2 separate regions of the Homo sapiens genome follow, and region 2 is linked to region 1. A link is a loop called in an ENCODE intact Hi-C map of the cell type or tissue named here. Cell type or tissue: HCT116. All regions are shown on one strand. Links, peaks and the distances in the headings refer to the core of each region. The heading gives the core; the rest is flanking DNA.

Region 1 (2,918 bases), core at 296-2,795:
TGTTAAAAGTATATGTTCTTTGCAGTAGTAGTTAGTAGTATTCTTTTGTGAGATGGCTTTTTTTTTTTTTGAGACAGGGTCTTACTGTGTTACCCAGGCTGAAGTGCAGTGGTACGATCACAGCTCATTGCAGCCTCGAACTCCTGGGCTCAAGCAATCCTCCCAAGTAGCTGAGACTACAAGGACACACCACCCTATCTGGCTATTTATTCATTTTTTGTAGAGACATGGTCTTACCTGTTGCCCAGGCTGGTCTGGAACTCCTAGCCTAAAACAACCCTCCTGCCTCGGGTTCCCAAAGTGCTGGGATTACAAGACTGAGCCATGGTGTCCTGCTAACATTTTTTTTTTTTTCAAGCAATCACCATTTGGATTCTTAGTTCTCTTAACTTTCAGGTTTTTAACAGTTCAATACACCTTCCAAATGTTCCTTGGAATATTTTTTCTGGTTTAACTATTGGTTTAGGTGATGTCTATGGCCTGTTTTAACGCTAAGACTCTCTGATCTGTATCCATTTGGTTAGAGCACGTATGAGTAAATCCAAGGTTATTCAATGACTTCACTCCAACACCTTTTCTGTGATCTCTAGTTCTACAGTTGCCTAATGATTTTGGGATAAAAAGTGCTTTTGAGACACATACTTTAGAGTCCCTGCTCTGCTAATGCAGAGCCAGTCTTAATTAATAGTTAAAATGACATTGTTTTGCCTTATTCGATGAGATTAACTGAGCAAACATTTATTGAGCAGCAATTATGGACAAGACATTAAGAAACACAAAAAATGATAACCGTCTTGACATTAGGAAGCTTAAGGGAAATACGACATATTAATAAATTACTACAAATTAAGGCATAATATAATAAAATAAGAAGAGAACAAACTATTTTAACAAACGTGTTCTACCACCCGCAATTCCCAATGTGCAGCTTCACTCAGGGGACGTTAAGTTTCTAGGCCAGCAGCTAAGGATGCATTCAGTTTATATTCAGCCTCTCAAAATGCAGTTCTGTAATCACAATACAAAAACAACCAACAACACTTGCCCAAACTTCATTACGTTTCAGGTAATACTAAAAGTCATACAATGCTTATAACATAAAACTTTGTCGTAGAAAGTAAATTCGGCTGGGCGCGGTGGCTCACGCCTGTAATCCCAGCACTTTGGGAGGCCGAGGCGGGCGGATCACGAGGTCAAAAGACTGAGACCATCCTGGACAACATGGTGAAACCCCGTCTCTACTAAAAATACAAAAATTAGCTGGGCGTGGTCGCAGGCGCCTGTAGTCCCAGCTACTCGGGAGGCTGAGGTAGGAGAATGGCGTGAACCCGGGAGGCAGAGGTTGCAGTGAGCCGAGATCGCGCCACTGCACTCCAGCCTGGGAGACAGAGCGAGACTCTGTCTCAAAAAAAAAAAAAAAAAAAAAAAAGTATATTCAATAAACCTTGCGTGTAAAGCAGTAAGAGCTCTTTGCCTACAAAATATAAAAAGTAATTACAATTACTCTTCAATAAATCTGGGTTGCATCGCTATCACTCGCTGACTTGCTCAATTGATCCTCTCAGTCAACTTTTGTCTCTTCCTTACCACTAAGCGGCAGTAAAGACTAAATAATGACGCAGCTCTACTCAAGCGTTCCCTATCCAAGTGAAGTTTTCCCATTATTTCTACTTCTAAAAAAATGAATGTAAGATGGGATTTTAAACTTCCACATTAAAAAAAGAAGAGTGGAGGGAAAAGTATGGAGGGGAGAAATAAAGACACGTGAATAAAACATTTGCTTTACCATTTATCTTTTAAAATGACATGGAATGTCAATTTCAAGATCACTTAATCTTTAAAAAAAAAAAACCCGCAATCTGAACACAGTCCTTACAAACGTGCCAATCGCTGGTTCACTGTGGTAGGTCTCCCATGCTGCCTATGTTGTCACTGAATTACACTTGACCCTTGCATGGGATTACCCTCCACCCTGTGGGTCTTCACTAACTAGAACCCCATCTACTGCATGCTGTGCTCACCACTTTCCTTGCCATCTATTAGCCCCTTCTTCAGTATTTGATCTTCAGGTCACCTCTTCCCTTCCTAGCTCTTTCTAGCACTCTGATTTTCTCTGTCCCTATAGCCTACCCTATTCCAGATCAGCTCTCAGAGACGAAAATGGGGACTTCAGGATGGAGAAATCAAAGGAAGCTGTTATTATAACCCTTCCTATCTTATTTTCCTATAAATTCTCTCTTTCTGTCTTAGTCTCTTTCTCTCTCTCTCTAAGAAATAGAGAGAAATTTACAGAGTAAGAGATATTAGGAAGACAAATTTCTTGGCAGGGTCAGGAAAAGTTTGAAGAGTTGCTGATATTAAAACAAATTTGAATTAAACCTTTTTAGACTTCATAGGTAGCTCCTCTCAAAAAGGTTAAGTTAAAGAATTTTGTTAAGGGCAGATTACAGAATATATGTAAAATATTTGATACTTTTTTGTTATTATTACAATACTAGTCATGTCTATAATATTTTAAAAGTAAAGAATTATATAGTTTATATTTCTTTCTAATCTAGAAACAGATTCTTATTTTAGCTTGGATATTTGTTAACCATTTCACAATCATTGAGATAAAATTAACTTATATTTTATGGAAATTATATTCCCTTATGAAATACCATAGAATTGTTATTATAAATCTTAAGTAAGAGGTTATGTGTTTCATATAGCATTCCAAAAATAAAACCAACAGTATGCTTTGCTTTGCATTATGAATCTATAAGTTATAAAACTTTTAGTATTGCAAATATTGTTACAATAAACAGTTAGACTGAAAATGTGTGCAATTTCACCTAAAAATAGAAAATAAAAGCTTCGTCTTCAGAAGCTATCAAGGAAAATTATAATAAAAGCTATATTTTCCACAATTCAGATTT
Region 2 (2,918 bases), core at 223-2,722, 330 kb after region 1:
TCCTGTTCTCCGTTTTCTTTCTTATCCTTCCTTTTTTTTTTCTTTCCTTCTTTCTTTCTTTCATTCCTTTCTTTTTTAGAGGTAGGTCTTGCTCTGTTGCCCAGGCCACAGTGCAACAGTGTGACTGTGGCTCACGGCACCCTGAAACTCCTGGCCTCAAGCAATCCTTCTGCCTCAGCCTCCTGAGTAGCTGGGACTACAGGTGTGCACCACCACACCAGGCTGATTTTTAAATATTTTGTAGAGACGGGGGTCTCCCTATGTTGCCCAGGCTGGTCTCGAACTCCTAAGGTCAAGTGATCCTCCTGCCTTGACCTCCGAAAATGCTGGGATTACACACATGGGCCACAGTGCCCAGCTAATTAAGCATTTCTTTAGAGACAGAGTCTCACTCTGTTGCCCCGGCTGGAGTGCAGTAGTGTGATCATAACTCACTGCAACCTTGAATGTGGGCTCAAGGGATCCTCCTGCCTCAGACTTCTGAGTAGTGGGAACTATAGGTGCATGCTACCACACCCTGCTGATTTAAAAAGTTTTTCTGTAGAGATGGGGTCTTGATATGTTGCTCAGGCTGGTCTCGAGCTCCTGGGCTCAAGCGATCCTTCTGCCTTGGCCTCCCAAAGTGCTGGGATTACAGGCATGAGCCACTGTGCCTGCCCTGAACCATGTTTTGAAGGACACAATGGTACAAGGGGCTTTGATCTGTATTCCATCCATCCATCCATCCATCCATCCATCCATCCATCCACCCACCCATCTGTCCATCCACCCATCCATTAATCTATCCATTCATCTGATATGTATTGAGCATTTACAATGTGTCAAATATCACTCCAAGCTCTGGAACACAATAGTGAACACAATAGAAAAAGTCCTTGCTCTCATGACATTTATATTCTACTATGGGAGAAAGCCAATAAAAATACAAAACACTAAAGTAATATAATTTTTCATTGTGAAAAATACTGTAAAGAAAAATATAGCTGAGTAAGGGGTAGGAAGCAGGTGAGCGACGGGGCGGAATTCCAGCGCTCCTTCCATGACATTCCACTACTTCCTAACGGGCCTCCATAGAAACATAACTTCTCCTGGAAGATATTTACTTCTGCCCCATTGCATCTAGCCCCAGAATGGAATGAGAAAGAATGCATGAAGGAACGGCTTCTATCCACGCACAAAAGTGCCTTTATGAGGGCTAAGGAAACTGACCGTGAGTGAGACTGGGAAGCCCCGCTGGACTGCAAAAATGAGTGAAACCGCAGTTGGACGGTAAGGGGATGGTTTCCCCTGACTATGTTGCCCCTCCCCTGAGCCACTGCGGTACCCACACATGGAAAGTCCCCCCGGACTCACACTCAGGTTTCTTACCACACTGGGTCCTTCTGTGGGAGGCTTGCTTCTGCATGGGCCTATGGAGAGCACTGTGAGTACCAAGTACCAACGGGGCTGAAACACGTGAGGCCAGCAAGGGACAAAGAGAGGGAGTGGGGCTAGCAGCAGCCAGGTGGACAAATTTGGCAGTGGCTCACCTTCCCTGCCAGATGTGATGATACACCAGATGGGCTGTTTATGCTGTGCTGTGGGAGGCATGGTCCACAGAACCTCTGGACCTGAGAGCCTGACCGGCTTTCCCACACCATCCAGTGGGCCCTCTGTGGGTCTCCCAGGGCCCATGCAGTTTGAACAGTGTATCCTCGGCAGAGTTAGTGTAGGATTCGGGTCTAACCTGGACTTAGGAGGCCCTCTAGTGCTGAAATGACATACAAAAGTCAATCTGCTCACAATTTCTGCATACGCCCACTAAAAAAGAACGGTCATAAACAAATCCAGACAGGGAAGACTGAAATAAATACCTAACTCAACAATGCAAAGACAGAGCCCAATGTCTACAAGGAGTAAGAATAGCCTAGAAAACATGGTCTCACTAAATGGACAAAAAGAGGTGCCAGCTATCTGGCAGACAAAGAATTCAAAAATAGCTGTTATAACAAAACTCAGCAAACTTCAAGAAAACACAGAGAAGCAATTCAGAAATTTATCAGAAGCATTCATCAGATAAATAGAAATAATTAAAAAAACAAACAAATCCTAGAGCTGAAAAGTATAACAAACAAAATGAAAAATGAAACAGAGGACATCAACTGCAGAATTGATCAAGCAGAATAATCAGTCAGCTTGAAGGCAGGCTATTTGAAAATACATAGTCAAAGGAGAAAAAAGGAAAAAAATGAAAAGGAATAAAGAAAAAATTACATGACCCATGGGACATCATCAAAAGAGCAAATCTACATGTAACTAACTTTAAAGAGAGAGTAAAGAATGAAAAGGGATAGAAAGCTTATTCAAATAAATAATAATAGAAAAGCTTCCAAATCAGAAGAAAGATACAAATATCCAGGCACAGGAAGGTCAAAGGTCACCAATCAGATTCAACCTAAATAAGAATACTCCAATATATATCATAATCAAATTCTCAAAGGTCAAAGACAAAGCGATGCACCTGAAAGCAGCAAGAAAAAAAAAGCAAATAACACATAAGGGAATTCTAATATGCCTGGCAGCAGACTTAGCAGAAACCTTGCAGGCCAAGAAAGAGTGGGACAATATATTCAGAGTGATGAAAGATTAAAAAAAAGATTAAAAAAAAAACCAAGAATACTGTACCCAGAAAAGCTATTCTTCAGAAATGAAGGAGATAAAGACTTTTTCAGCCAAAGAAAGCTCTCAAATAAACAATCTAATGATGCATCTCAAGGAACTAGAAAAAATAAGAACAAACTAAACCCCAAATTAGTAGGAGAAAAGAAATAATAAAGATCAGAGCACAAATAAATGAAATAGAGATTAATTTCATTCATTTGAAAAAGAAATATTAAGGCTAAAAGAGGCTAAAACACAAATATTAATAAAACAAAGAG

The links. Peaks named below come from ENCODE experiments on the same cell type or tissue, not always from the same donor. Only the 100,000 strongest peaks of a DNase experiment are listed, where the experiment ranks them.
Region 2: a loop joins it to region 1, with 9 times the contacts of the local background. A loop is called at or near these places in 8 of 110 quality-filtered maps.

Annotation. Positions count from the first base shown.
Region 1 is chr10:26,880,878-26,883,795 of GRCh38, reverse strand. No RefSeq gene overlaps it. Among named protein-coding and RNA genes, the nearest start is that of ABI1, 21 kb to the right of the region's middle. In HCT116, for the core only: a CTCF peak has its summit at 1,599; a DNase peak (open chromatin) is centred at 1,625; H3K4me3 peaks cover 935 bases.
Region 2 is chr10:26,549,758-26,552,675 of GRCh38, reverse strand. The region is part of intron 11 of APBB1IP (amyloid beta precursor protein binding family B member 1 interacting protein); the gene reads right to left. Among named protein-coding and RNA genes, the nearest start is that of LINC03028, 28 kb to the left of the region's middle. RefSeq lists an enhancer at 1,220-1,609. In HCT116, for the core only: a CTCF peak has its summit at 1,740; a DNase peak (open chromatin) is centred at 1,735.